Linked DNA regions of Homo sapiens: region 2 is linked to region 1. Evidence: chromatin loops called from intact Hi-C (ENCODE). Cell type or tissue: PC-3. All regions are shown on one strand.

What was found. Hi-C counts contacts between places; a loop is a spot of excess contacts. Peaks named below come from ENCODE experiments on the same cell type or tissue, not always from the same donor. Only the 100,000 strongest peaks of a DNase experiment are listed, where the experiment ranks them.
Region 2: it touches region 1 in a loop (20-fold over the local background); 8 of 110 quality-filtered maps call a loop at or near these places.

The regions. Positions count from the first base shown.
Region 1 is chr4:68,268,565-68,276,564 of GRCh38, forward strand. No RefSeq gene overlaps it. Among named protein-coding and RNA genes, the nearest start is that of TMPRSS11B, 27 kb to the left of the region's middle. RefSeq lists enhancers at 3,456-4,031, 4,032-4,606. In PC-3, CTCF peaks have their summits at 3,397 and 3,602; a DNase peak (open chromatin) is centred at 3,397; H3K4me3 peaks cover 729 bases.
Region 2 is chr4:69,613,493-69,621,492 of GRCh38, forward strand. All of the region lies in intron 3 of UGT2A1 (UDP glucuronosyltransferase family 2 member A1 complex locus), which reads right to left. The region is part of intron 1 of UGT2A2 (UDP glucuronosyltransferase family 2 member A2); the gene reads right to left. Among named protein-coding and RNA genes, the nearest start is that of UGT2A2, 22 kb to the right of the region's middle. In PC-3, a CTCF peak has its summit at 3,770; a DNase peak (open chromatin) is centred at 3,799; H3K27me3 peaks cover 1,060 bases.

The sequences.
Region 1 (8,000 bases):
TTGGGAGAGTTTTGTTGTTAGATTTCTTCAGCAGGTGCTATGTTTGCAATACGCTGAGTTGTTAACGACTAATTATTTTATCTTTCCTGATCGATAAATAATATATTTAAGATATATTTATGCTTTCTGCTTTGCTTTATGCTATTCTGCTCTGTATTCCTATTTAGTGTACCACTAAACATAGTACATATAGTACACATAGTACATATAGTGTACACATAGTACATATAGTGTATTACACATAGTACATGTAGTGTATTACACATAGTACATATAGTGTATTACACATAGTACATATAGTGTATTACACATAGTACATATAGTACATATAGTGTATTACACATAGTACAAATTGAGATGAATATATAGCATGAACAACATATTATATAGGTAATTCATTATAAAATTACTAGGTTAATTTATTCTTTCTATAAAAAATATAGATTAGTTTTTATTTTCTTTGACTTCTCAATTCTTCTTTTGTTTCCTTATTTTATTTTACTCAGATGTGATATCTCTCACTTCTACTTCTCTTAACCATTGCTTTGTTTCTGTGTTATATGGAAGAGTAATTGACTAAAGGATTCCAGAAAGGTCTGTTGCACTATTTTAAAAGATAAATGTATGTATTAGTCCATTTCACACTACTATAAAGAACTATGCAAGACTGAGTAATTTATAAAGAAAAGGGGCTTAATTAACTCATAGTTCCACATGACTGGGGAGGCCTCAGGAAATATACAATCTTGGTGGAAGGAGAAGGGGAAGCAAGGCACGTCTTACATGGTGTCACGAGAGAGAGAGCACGCAGGGGAAACTGCCACTTTTAAACCATCAGATCTCATGAAAACTCCATCACTATCACAAGAACAGCATGGGGAAACTGCCCCCATTATCCAATCACCTCCCACCAGGTTCCTCCCTCGACATGTGGGGATTACAAGTTAAGATGAGATTTGGATGGGGACACAGAGCCAAACCATATCATTCTGCCCCTGTTCCCCTGACCAAATCTCATGTCCTCACATTTCAAAACCAATCATGCCTTCCCAAAAGTCTCCCATGTCTTAGTTCATTCTAGCATTAACTCGAAAGTCCAAGTCCAAAGTCTCATCTGAGACAAGGCAAGCCCCTTTCACCTATAATCCTATAAAATCAAAAGCAAGTTAGTTACTTGTAAGACACAATGGGGATACAGGCATTGGGTAAATGTTCCCATTCCAAATGGGATAAATTGGTCAAAACAAAGAGGCCACAGGCCCCACGCTAGTCTGAAACCCAACTCTGCACTAATTAAATCTTAAAGCTCCAAAATCTCCTTTGACTCCATATTTCATATTCAGGGCACACTGGTGCAAGGGGTGAGCTCCCATGGCCTTGAGTGGCTCTGCAGGGTACAGCTCCTGTGCCTGCTTTCACAGGCTGGTGTTGAGTGCCTGTGGTTTTTCCAGATGCACAATGCAAGCTGTCAGTGGATCTACCATTCTGGGGTCTAGAGGACAGTGGCCTTCTTCTCACACCTCCACTAGACAGTGCCCCAGTGGGGACCCTGTGTGAGGGTTCCAATCCCATGTTTCCCCTCTGCATTGTATTAGTAGAGGTTCTCTATGAGGCCTCCACCACTGCAACGGACTTATGCATGGACATCCAGGTGTTTTCATGCATCTTCTGAAATCTAGGTGGAGGTTCCCAAACCTCAACTCTTGTCTTCTGTGCACTCAAAGGCCCAACATCACATGGAAGCCACCAAGGCTTGGGACCTGCACACTCTGAAGCAATGGCCCAAGCTGTACATGGCTGGAGCAGCTGACATGCAGGGTGCCATGTCCCAAGGCTGCACAGAGCAGGGGGACCCTGAGCCCAGTTCACATGAAACCATTTTTCCTTCCTAGGCCTCCAGGCCTATGATGGAAGGGGCTGCTGTGAAGATCTTTCACATGCCCTGGAGATATTTTCCTCATTGTCTTGGCTCTTAACATTCAACTCCTTGTTACTTATGCAAATGTCTTCAGCCAGCTTGAATTCCTTCCCAGAAAATGGGTTTTTCTTAGCTGCCTCTTGGTCAGGCTGCAAATTTTTCAAACCTTTATGCTCTGCTTCCCTTTTAAACATAAGAAGTTCCAATTTCAAACCATCTCTTTGTGAACTCGCATGACTGAACACTTTCAGAATCAACCAGGCCACATCTTGAATGCTTTGCTGTTTGGAAGTTTCTTCTGCCAGATACCCTAAATCATCTCTCTCAAGTTCAAAGTTCCACAGATCTCCAGGGCAGGGGCAAAATGCCACCTGTCTCTTTGCTAAAAAAAAAGCATGTGTGACCTGTGCTCCAGTTCCCAATAAGTTTGCCATCTCCATCTGAGACCACCTCAGCCTTGGCTTTATTATCCATATCACTATCAACATTTTGGTTAAAACCATTCAACAAGTCTCAAGGAAGTTCCAGACTTTCTCACATCTTCCTGTCTTCTTCTGGCCCCTCCAAACTGTTCCAATCTCTCCCCATTACCCAGTTCCAAAGTTGCTTCCACATTTTCAAATATCTTTATAGCATTACCCCACTCTTGGTACCAATTCTCTGTATTCATCCATTTTCACACTGATATAAAGAACTACCCAAGATAAAGAAAAGAGGTTTAATTGACTCACAGTTCTTTCTGGCTGGTGTGGCCTGAGGAAACTACAATCCTGGTGGAAGGGAAGCAAAACATGTCTTACATGGTGTCAGGAGAGACAGAGCACGCAGGGGAAACCCACTTTTAAACCATGAGATCTTGTGAGAACGCTCTCACAATCATGAGAACAGCATAGGGGAAACTGCCCCCATGATCCAATCACCTCCCACCAGATCTTCCCACATCATGGGATTACAATTAGAGACGAGATTTGGGTAGGGACACAGAGCCTAACTATATCATTCTGCCCCCGTGCCCTCCCAAATCTCATGTCCTTTTCACATTTCAAAACCAATCATGCCTTCCCAGCAGTCCCCCCAATGTCTTAACATATTCCATCATTAACTGAAAAGTCCAAATCCATAAGTAAAGTCATGTGAACTAAAAGTCTACAGTTTTTATTTTTCTGATAAAATATTTTATTTAAACTCATTATTTTTAAACCAATTAATCAATATACTATCATCTTTAGTAAAGGATGCACCTTGAGAAAATATTAGAGGATGTGTTACATTCGTTACAAATTTCTCATTGTTGATTAAAATGTCAGCATTGCTCTCATTATGAAATTTGGGAAAGAAAGGGAACATTTTTTAACCCAAACTAAGTAACTAATAGTCAGTTTTAAAAGCTTAGTTATTTGGATTATTTCATTACTCAAAAACTGGCTCACTGACGATTCAGGACTTTTTGCTCTTACCACTTACATTTTAGTCATTACCCCACATGTCCACTAGATGGTGTGTAAGGACAGAAAAAAATAAATTAAAAAATCAAAGAACTTAGAGGGAGATGACCACAGTGTTTAAGTGAAGAGCTGAGAATTTTCTTTGGATTTTATCCCTAGTAATTCCAGTTACTCTAAAACAAGTGAGAAAGATCCATACTAAAGAAAACCTTTTTAATGTCATCCTGGCCAACATGGTGAAACCCCGTCTCTGCTAAAAACACACAAATTAGCTGTAGTCCTAGCTACTAAGGATGAGGCGGTAGAATCTGAACCCGGGAGGCGGAGGTTTCAGTGAGCCGAGATCGCGACACTGCACTCCAGCCTGGCGACAGAGCGAGACTCCGTCTCAAAAAAAAAAAGAAGAAAGAAAAAAAATTTATTTATGGCATTTGCCTACCAAAATTACTTTTTGAAAAGGTTTTCAAGTCATTGAACATAAATGTCTTTTCGGTCAGAGGCGTGCATAGAAATAGAGATGGGAAGGCAAAAGGAAGCAATACTAGCAACCACTGAAAAAACTCTTGTGGGCAGACAGGGAAGAAAATGTGGGCTGCTGTTTTGACTAGCAGCCATCTACAGAGGAATGTTACTGCTCTTTGAGAAATAGTCCCTCCTAGGTCATGGCTCATTGATGGCTGTGTCTGCCTAAAATGACAGAACTGTAAGGAACAGCTAGCTGTCAGTCATTCTACTCTTTGGAACTACCAGGATTCAGCTTCCACAAAATAGAGGTAGAAACAATGTAGGTGGTATTTGCTTGATATATTTATGCTGCTATGCTTTTGGATCCACATGTCACCTAACAAGAATTTTACTGACCTAATTGAGTTGACTCTGTAATTGATTTTTGCAAAACTCCCCCAAAAAGTAAAACAAACAAACCAAAATGTAGTATTTTATTTTCTTAGTTCTCCTGGGAATTCTAGAAACTTGTTTTTGCAGGAGTGGCATCTCCATATGCCCATACGGAATTTGTTCACCAAAGAAAGTTAAGGTTGACTATTGATATGTATTTGCATAGTACTTTACAAATGAGTGGAGGCGAAAAGGGAAGATACAAACACTTTGGTGCTGTACTAACTGGGTACTAAGGTCACTGAAATTACTCAGCCTCAGGAATCTAAGGAGCTCATTATGAATAACAAAAGAAACTTCTATCACTCAGAAAATTCCAAGGGTTTTAGGAGTTTTGTGCCTGGAACCAGATTGCCAAACATATTTCTTATTCTAACACAGCCATATTAAACTAGAATTTTTCAGTGTATCAGAGATTTATCAACAGAGAACAAAACTGAGCTTACATTGTCAGCCGTGGTGGTAATCTCATTTCAAAGCTATGTATACTTTTGAATGATATAGATATGAATATAGCAAAATTCTGATTTACAAGAATCTCAATACATTTGCTCAGAGCTGTGCTAGGCTGTAATAGTTCTTTTTCACAACTACCATTGTAGGTGAATGCCAGATATATGACAGTCACCTTCATACTAGTAAGTTTTCTCTATGAAAAAATTTCAAAGAATTTTGTGTCAGTAAAGGGTTGTGACTTGAGAAATAAAAATAAAATTCTAAGCCCCCACAACTGACTGAATGGATTTCCTCTTGACAAAGGGAACCACAGAGAAAACCTGCATTCACAACCATAATGGGACGGGAGATCAGTCATGCCTCATCATAACCCTTCCCTTGCTAACTGTCATTAGGTTTTCTTCCCTAAGTAGTCCCAATAAACTTGGTAGTCCCAAAAGTGGGATCTTTCCTTGTTTGGTATTGCAGAGCCAATACACAAAACCAAACATGAGCATCGAGTGGAGCAAAGAAAGGAGAAACAGGAACATGGCTCACAGATCAACTTCTCACCTAGTGAGAGGTGAGGAGTTAAAATGTAGAGTCTCTTTAAGGAAAGGCTTGGACATTAAAAGGGAGGGGAGGAATATTCATATCCTTTCTGGAAATGGGCAGTGATATCAGAACCAGAGTCCAACCTTGTTCTTGTTCTTTTATGGTTTCTTCTGGTCATTGTCATGGCGACTGTTAACTATCATGACCCGGCTGGAAGTGTCACTTAGCATGAAAATTGGATTATAATGAAGTCTGAGATATATTTACGGCCACTCAGTCAGCCATCTTGATTCTAACTGGTTTTTGACCAATTCTCCTGAGGAGGAACTTCTGTCTGCATGCCTTCCTGTTTCTAAAAATAAGGAAAGTTACAGTGAGGTAGAAGTTCAGCTATGTCACACAGGCATTATACTAGGTAATAAATTAACTAAACAGAAATCAGCCTCTTCAAAAGACTGCTAAATTGTCTTCCATGTATAGAACAAAGGTAAGATGAGATTAATAATTCCTTCACCTTCCCCTGAGACATCTGCTCCCTCTATTCTCTTTTTTCCTCAAATGTTCACCTATCTTATGTAAACTGTTCATTTACTGGGCACTAAATAATGTCTCACAAGTATGTAATCATTTGTCTCACTGCCACTGTCACGCGCATCCGTGTGAAGACACCACTAAACAGGCTTTGTGCGAGCAACAAGGCTGTTTATTTCACCTGGGTGCAGGTGGGCTGAGTCCGAAAAAGGAGTCAGTGAAGGGAGATAGGGCTGGGGCCGTTTTACAGGATTTGGGTAGGTAGTGGAAAATTACAGTCAAAGGGGGTTGTTCTCTGGTGGGCAGAGGCGGGGGTCACAAGGTGCTCAGTGGGGGAGCTTCTGAGCCAGGAGAAGGAATTTCACAAGGTAATGTCATCAGCTAAGGCAGGAACCGGCCATTTTCACTACTTTTGTGATTCTTCAGTTACTTCAGGCCATCTGGATGTATACGTGCGGGCTTGGGCTCAGAGGCCTGACAGCCACCACCCCTCCTTTTTTGAAGGAAAATTCATAAATACTAAACCTCCCAAGAACTTCTTTGGAAACAATTGATTTCTGTCAAATGTACTTTTCAGGTCATGTTTAACAGAGTAATCCACCAGCAAATGATTATTTAAAAAGCAGAATCCAATTCCTGCCCCCCAGACCAATGTATTTGAGTCTGGGAATGGTGCTCAAGACATTGTATTTTTGACAGAATTATCAAATTCTGATAAATTTTACAAATATCACAGTTTGGAAACAATTTCTCTCTTTTCTTTCTCTCTCTCTTTTTTTTTTTTTTTTTTGAGACAGGGTCTTGTTTTGTTGCCCAGGATGATGTGTAGTGGCATAATCATTGCATAGCTTACTGCAGCCTCCACCTTCTGGACTCAAGCAATTCTTCTGTCTCAGCCTCCTGAGTAGCTGGGACTGCAGGCGTGTGCTACCATGCCCACCAATTTTTTTTTTTTTGAGATGGAGTCTCACTTTGTTGCCCAGGCTGGAGTGCAGTGGCGCGATCTCGGCTCACTGCAACCTCCACCTCCTGGGTTCAAGCGATTCTCCTGCCTCAGCCACCCGAGTAGCTGGGACTACATGCGCCCGCCACCACGCCCGGCTAAATTTTTTTGTATTTTTAGTAGAGACAGGGTTTCACTGTGTTAACCAGGATGGTCTCGATCTCCTGACCTCGTGATCCACCAGCCGCGGGCTCCCAAAGTGCTGGGATTACAGGCGTGAGCCACTGCGCTGGGCCGCCATACACTATTTCTCTAGTTTTGTTTTTTGTTTGTTTGGTTTTGCTTTGTATTGTTGTTGCTGTTGTTGTTGTTTGAGACAGAGTGTCTCTATGTCGCCCAGGCTGGAGTGCAGGGGCATGATCTTGGCTCACTGCAACCTCCACCTCCCGGGTTCCAGTGATTCTTCTGCCTCAGCCTCCCAAGTAGCTGGACTACAGGCACACCCCACCACATCTGGCTAATTTTTGTATTTTTAGTGGAGATGGAGCTTCACCATGTTGGTCAGGCTGGTCTTGAACTCCTGACCTCAAGTGATCCACCCACCTCGGCCTCCCAAAGTGCTGGGATTACAGGCATCAGGTTAGTTTTAGTAAAAGTAAACTCTAGGATGTAAAGAATAAGTGTCTTTCTTTTAAAACTTTAAAGAATTCTAATCCTCAAAGGATGAGATCAGTGGGTTTTGGCCTATGTTGAAAATAGTGAAAGAAATTATTAGTACACCCTTGCATATCCAAGTGTCAGATTTTTAATATTTCACATAAGTCCTATGTTTTAGTTACTAATATTCTACTAATGTTAATTTGCTGTTCCCAATAACTATTCTATGGTTATATGAAATGTTTGTGTTAGAAGAAGTGGGGTGAAAAATATAAGGAAACTCCTTTTTCTATTTTTGCAACTTTTTATAAGTCAGAAAATAGTTCAAAGTAAGTTTTTTTAAGCTACTTAAGTCTTTGAATAATCCTTATTAGACCTTGTTGCAAATATAATAAAATAGCCCGGTGTTTTGAACACTGTGGCTTATGTTCTATTTTCAGCTATATTATCCACCAGCATTTTTCCTTATGGCTCAAAAGATTGGGCTAAACCAGAGCTAGATTCACTATGACATTGCTTCTATCCTTAACATGGAATTCTATGATTCCAATTTATATATTCTGGATATGTTATCCTCATCCAGTGTATATATTGCAAATATATATTTCCAGACTGTGGC
Region 2 (8,000 bases), 1.3 Mb after region 1:
ACCAAAACCAAAGACACAACAACAGTAACAACAACAACAACTACAGGCCAATATCTGTGATGAACATAGACACAAACATCTTAACAAAAATTTAGCAATCTGAATTCAACAACATATTAAAAAGATCATTCATCATTATTACATGTGATTTATCTCATGGATGCAAAAATTTTTCAACATATGCAAATCAATAAATGTGATACATCTTATCAACAGTACCAGGACAAAATCCATATGATTATTTTATTTGATGATGAGAAAAATATTTGAGAACATTAACATCTCTTCATGATTAAAAACTCTCAAAACAACTGAGTATAGAAGGAACATAGCTCAACATTATAAAAGCCATAAACCGCAAACCTACAGGTAGCATCATATTGAATGAGTACAAATTGAAAGCCTTTCTTCTAAGATCTGGAAGAAGAGTAGGATATGTGCTTTCACAACTTTTACTTAACATCATAGTAGTAGTCCTAGCCAGAGCAATTAGACGAGTGAAAGAAGTAAAGGGCATTCAAATTATAAAGAAAATAAAGTCAATTATTCTTATTTACAAAAAATATGATCTTGTATCTAGAAAAACCTAACAACCTCACCAAAAACTGTTTTAAGCTGATAAACCCATTCAGTAGTTCCAGGACACAAAATCAACATACAAATATCAGTGGCATTTCTATATGCCAACAGTGAACCATATGTTAAAAAAGGAAGTAATCCCATTTGCAACAGCTACAAATAAAATAAAATACCTAAGAATAAACTGAATCAAATACGAGAAATATATCTACAATGAAAACTACAAAATATGGATGAAAAAGATTGAACAGGACAGAAAAAAATGAAAATGTTTTCTGTTCATAGAATAGAGGAATCGAAAGCATTAAAACGTCTATAGCACCCAAAACAAGTTACAGATTCATTGCAATCCCTATCAAAAGACCAATAAAATTCTTCACAAATTAAAAAATATATATATATCTAAACTTTGTATGGAACCACAAAAGACCAGAATAGCCAAAGCTATTCTGAGCAAAAAGAACAAAGTTGGAGGAACTACATTACTTGACTTCAAATTATACTTCAAAGCTAGTAGCCATAACAGCATGGCACTATTATAAAAAAAGACATATAGACCAATGGAATAGAATAATGGACACAGAAATAAATCTGTACATCTACAGTAAACTACCTTTCAACAAAGCTGCCAAATACATACATTGGGAAAGGAATGGACTCTTAATGGTGCTGGGAAGCTAGGTATCTATATGTAGAACAATGAAAGTGGACCTCTGAGTAGTCTGTTCTCACATTACTATAAAGAACTATCTGACACTGTAGTTTATAAAGAAAAGAGGTTTAATTGACCCACAGTTCCACAGGCTGTACAGGAGGCATGGTTGGGAGGCCTCAGACAACTTACAATTGTGGTGGAAGGGCAATGGGGAAGCAAGCACATCTTCACATGGTGGCAGGAGAGAGAAAGAGATAAGGGGAAATTGCTACACACTTTTAAACAGCTATATCTCATGAGAACTCACTATCACAAGAAGAGCAAGTGGAAAACCAGACCTCATGATCCAATCACCTTTCAACAGATCCCTCCCCCAACATTTTGAATTACAATTCAACATGAGATTTGGATGAGGACACAGGAGACAAACCATATCAATCTCTATCTCTCACCATACACAAAAATCAAATCACCCTGAAAAATTAAATCACTCTAATTTAAATCTAATCTTTCTAATCTTTAAGTTAAATCTCACTGATTTAAAACCCGAAACTTTGAGGAAACACTAAGACAATGTTCTGGGCAGATTTGATTAATAAGACCTCAGAAGCACAGCCATCCAAAGCAAAAATGGACAGATGGGATCACATCAACCTCAACCGAAAAAGCTTCTGCACATTAAAGAAAACAATCAACAAACTGAAGAAACAGTCTACAAAATGGGAGAAAATATTTTCCATGTACCCATCTGACAAGGGATTGATAAGTAGAATATATCAGCAGCTCAAACAATTCAAAAAGAAAAGAATGAGTAATCAAAAAGAAATGGATAAAAGATCTGAATAGACGTTTCTCAAAAGAACAACCAACAGGCAAGTGAAGAAATGGTCAACATCACTATTCATCAAAGAAATGCAAGTAAAAACTATAATGAGATATCATCTGAGCCCAGTTCAAATGGCTTTTACCACCCTGACCCCGCCGCAAAAACAAACAAGCAAACAAACAGACAGACAAAAAAACAGGCAATAACAAATGCTGGTGAGGATATGGAAAAAGGGAACCCTTGTGCACTGTTGGTGGGAATATAAAATTGGTGCAGCCACTATGGAGAAGAGTGTGGATATTTCTCAAAAAACTAAAAATAAAACTACCATATGATCCGACAATCACACTGCTGGGTATATATCCAAATAAAGGAATCAGTATATCAAAGAAATATCTGTACACCCATGTTTATTGCAGTACTGTTCCCAATAGCCAAGATATGGAATCAACCTATATGTGCATCAATGGGTGAATCAACGGACAAGTGAAAATCCCGTCATTTGCAATAACTTGGATGAATCTAGAGTTTCCTCCAGTTAAGTCAAATGAAATAAGCCAGGCGCGGAAAGACAAATATGCCGTGTTTTCACTCACATGTGGAAGCTAAAAACAATAATTAACGAATGAAGATATAGAGAAGATATAGAGTAGAGAGATGGTTACCAGAGGCTGGGAAAGGTCTTGGGGGGTGGGGAGGGTATAAAGAGGGCATGATTAATAGCTACAAAAATATAGTTAGAATGAAAAAATCTAGTGTTTGATAGCACAATAGGATGACTATAGTTAATAATAATTTGTGTGTTTTAAAATGACTAAGAGTGGAATTGGAATTTTCCTAACATAGAAAAGATAAATGTTTGAGGTTATGGATATCCCAATTATCCTGATTTGATCATTACACATTTTAAGCTTTCATCAAAATGTCACATTTCCTGTAAATCGATACAACTATTATGTATACATAATAATTAAAAATGAAAACTTAAACAATTATAACATGTACCCCACCAACAAAAAGGAACTGAAGTGTTTGCAACTTCCAGTTTACCATTTCCTGTAAAGCCACTGGCTTACCCATTCAATTAATTTGAGAGAAATGAAGCCAGAAAAAATTGATAATTTTATCTTCTAACTAGGATTTGCGATAGTTCATTTAGGGAGATAAGAAATGGAAAAGTATAAGCTATAAATCCTCCATTTAGTTGGAACTGTAGCTTCTCATTATAATAAAAATCAAAAGCTAATGACACTTTCTAAATTTCTCTGCCATTTTCTTTTCTTTTTTTTTTTTTTTTTGAATAGTGGTTTCTAAGTTTCATTTTCCCACTTGAAATTGCCTCTGTGTATGTGGCATCTATAATCAATGACAATGGAGGAAAGAAATATCTGCATAAGTTTCTGCCCATGCTTTTTCCACTACTGTTTTGTAGTTAAAATGTAGGTGAATGAGAAATATGTAGCTGGTGGAAATAGGATATAATTTCAGTTTCCAATTGCCAGGAAATTCTCAACTTCTCTGATCTTGATTTCTTCATCTGTAAAATAAAGTTAGAATTACAGAACTATTGTTAGTATTCAACAATAAACTATGTGTAAAAGCACTTTCAAAACTATAAAACAAAAATGTGCATCCTTTGGCAGTTGCTAAATGTAGTCCTTAGGTTAAAGTTAAATCTCACTTGAGACTTTCTTTTTCTTCAAGCAGTTTATCAAGCTTTAGGATCTGCTGCCCTCCTATGGATGATGGTTGATAGTGCTGAATAAGTATGGTGAGTCCAAATTATTAGGAGTTTAATAATTTTGTTGACGGCGTAAAAATAAAGTTCATTTAGATCTACTTATGTTTATACAAAGATATAATATATATGTTTATAACATGTAAGAAATGTATATTATAAAACAAATTATGTGTACGTATATACGTAGACGTACAAAACCAAGATGAACACACACAACATATTTAATAGGAAATATTGTAGCCATTCTCTAAGCACTAGTTTCCTTCATATTCAGGAAGAAAGACTGTTTCAAATTAGGGCTAGTGCTATCTATAAGTTAAAATAATGATATAAATACATTAAAAGTTTAAGTAGATTTCATTAGCAACATACAGGGTCCATTAAGACGTTCTTTAAAATACTAAAATAATATAAATTATTATTCATTATTGGGAGTTAACATTTCTAAAAATATTGCCATTATAATACACTTACTATCTAGGATTTTCTGATGTAATTTTCAAGATAGTTGAAATAAAATATAACTAGGTTTCAAAATAAAACAGGGCAATAATTGTCTTATGTAAAAATCTTCAATACTTAGTTTCCTGAGGAAGAAACAAAACCGACACAGTAACAGTAACAACAAAAATGAAAAACAAGACTTTACAATCCTAACATTATTGTGTTCAAATATGTCTTTCGGAAATCATTCACATTTGGGATTTAATGAGAGAAAATTTTCCAGGCCTTAAGAATTTATTTGTTTGACATCATTTAATTATGAGTCTAAATAGATTCAAATTAAATAAAAATTAGATTACATGTTTTTATATAGATATTTAGTATCCGTGTACGTAATCATCATAATTCTATGAGAAAATATTATTTCACAGATAAATAGGCCAGTAAGCATGTGTGTGTGTGTGTGTGTGTGTGTGTGTATGTTTGTGTGTGTGTGTGTGTATGTGTGTGTTGAAGGGGGAAGAATGTATTACATTTGGTAAGTCTGGTTACAGTTCTCTTAAAAATGTTTTTGGGGCATTAAATTAAGTCCAACCAGTAACCCCAGGAACTCATACTAATCAATCTAATTGGGAGATTCCACTACAGGTTGGCAAAAGGCTTTGTCACAAGAGAAGAGATTTAAAAAGCACAAAAATGTCTTGGTGAATTCTAACACATTTCTAACTTTGTTTATTGAAAGGGTCTTTGTCTATTTCTGCTGCCAAAAATAAATTTATTTTAACCATGTGGCCGTTGAATGAGAATTTAAACAGACCATATTAATAATATTTTGAAATAAGTTTTCATGTGTAAGTACACAAAGATTGTATATTGACCATTAATTCCTGAAACCCTCGATACAGTAAAATCTTTATGCTTTTCAGATTCAACTTTGGTTAAAATTTCTTTAAAAGTGTAATTCTAAGTTCAATCAATTCTATGATTATATCAATCAATGTAGAAAAGCCTTAAGTATACTCCAATACCTTTATTGGTTAAAAAATAGAAGTGAACTTTCTTAGACAGATGAAAATTATGAAACAACTATTAAATGACAAAAAAACAAACAAAATAAGACCAGCAAGAAACCAAACTTCGGAAAATTTTCTACTCAACATTGAAAGGTTAGAAGAAATTTTTTAAAAACTCAGGATCAAGACAAAGATGTTGTTTAACATACTTTAAATTAATGTTGAATTTTATAATTTAATTATGCAATAATATATGGAAAAAAGTTATATATTATACAATATATGTATATACATTTGTAAATGTAGGAATTTATTTATATCAGAAAAAAGTTTATCAATATTGATAGATACAATTTTAATATACAGGCCACCTGATGTGCTTCATGCCTACAATCCCAGTACTTTGGTAAGCCAATACAGGAGGATTGCTTGAGCCCAGGAGTTTGAGATCAGCCTGAGCAACACAGGGAGACATATCTCTATAAAAATAAAAATAAAAAATTAGCCAAGTGTGGTGGTGCATGCGTGTAGTCCAGCTACTTTGGAACTGAGGTGGGAGAATTGCTTGAGCCTGGGAGGTTGAGACTACAGTGAGCCAACATCAGTGGCACTGTACTTCAGCCTGGGTGACAGAGCAAAATCTTGTCTTAATGCATACATACATAAATACATAAAATAAAATAAAATAAAATAAATAAAGCCAATATACAAAAGTAAATTGCAGTCTTACATACCCCATACAAACAAAAGTGAAATTTTAAAATAACGTTAAAGAAGACTCTAAAAATAATGATATACCCAGAAATAAATCTAACATAAAAGGAATATAATCTTTTTCAGGTGAATTATTCCATTTGTGTGAAACTTAAACACATTCTAAAACCTGTGATAAAAAATAATGAACTCAGAATCATCCTGTTACCAAAATCTGGCAGAAACACAACAAAAAATAAAATAAAATTCAGGCCAACAACCTTGATGAATATTGATGCAAAAATCCTCAACAAAATACTTTCAAACCAAATGCAGCAGCATATCTAAAAGCTAATCCATGACAATCAAATAGGCTTTATCTGCAGAAGGCAAGATTGGTTCAACATACACAAATCAATACATGTGGTTCATCATGTAAACAGAAACACAAAAACCACAAGATTACCTCAATAGGCACACAAAAGGCTTTTGATACCTTTATGCAAAAACTCAATAAACTAAGCATTGAAGAAACATACCTCAAAATAATAAGAGACATATATGACAAACCCCCAGCCAACACCATACTGAATGGGGAAAAGCTGTAAGCATTTTCCTTATAAACTGGCAAAGACAAGTATGCCCTCTCTCACTACTCCTATTCAACATAGTACTGGAAGTCCTTCCAGAGCAATCAGGCAAGAGAAAGAAATAAAAGGCATCCAAATAGGAAGAGAGAAAGTCAAACTTTCCTGGTTCACACACAACATGATTCTATATGTAGAAAACCCCATAGTCTCAGCCCCAAAGCTGCCTGCACTAATAAAAAACTACAGTAAAGTTTCAGGAAAAAAAATCTATCTACAAAAATCACTGCCATTCCTATACACCAACAGCGAAGCAGAGAACCAAATCAGGAAGGCAATCCCATTCACAATTGCTAAAAAAGAATAAAATGCCTAGGAATACAGCTAACCAGGGAGGTGAAAGATCTCTACAATGAAAATTACAAAACACTGCTCAAAGAAATCAGAGATGACACAAACAAATGAAAAAACATTTCATGCTCATAGATAGGAATAATCGATATCATTAAAATGGCCATATAGTTCAAAGCAATTTAGAGATTCAAGGCTATTCATATTAAACTATTAATACCATTCTTCACAGAATTAGAAATAAAAAACTATTTTAAAATATATATATGGAACCAAAAAAAAAAAAGAGCCACAAAAGCCAAGGCAATGCTAAACAAAAAGAACGAAGATGGAGTCATCACACAATCCAACTTTAAACTATACTACAGGGCTACAGTAACCAAAACAGTATGGCACTGGTACAAAAACAGAAACATAGACAAAGGAAACAGAATAGAGAGCTCATAAATAAGGCTACACACCTAACAACCATCAGATCTTCTACAAAACTGACAAAACCGACAAAACCAAGCAATAAGAAAAGGATTCCCTATTCAATAAATGGTGCTGGCATAAATGGCTAGCCATATACAGAATACCAAAACTGGACCCCTTTCTTACACCATATACAAATATCAACTCAAGATGGATTAAAAACATAAATGTAAAACCCAAAACTATAGAAACCTAGAAGACAACTTAGTCAATACTATCCTGGACATAGAAAAAGGAAATATTTTATGACAAAGATGCCGAAAGCAATCACAACAAAAGCAAAATTTGACAAATCATATCTAATTAAACTTAAGAGCTTCTGCACAGCAAAATAAACTATCAACAGTAAACAGACAATCTACAGAATGAGAGAAAATATTTGCAAAGTATGCATCTGACAAAGATCTAATATCCAGTATTTACAGGGAATTTAAACAAACTTACAAGAAAGAAACAACCTCATTAAAAAGTGGGCAAAGGACATTAACAGACAGTTTGCAAAAGAAGACATACATGCAACCATCAAGTATATTAAAAAGCTAAAAGCTAAATACCACTGATTATTGGAGAAATGAAAATCAAAACCACAGTGAGATACCATTTTATGTCAGTCAGATTAGCTTTTATTAAAAAGTAA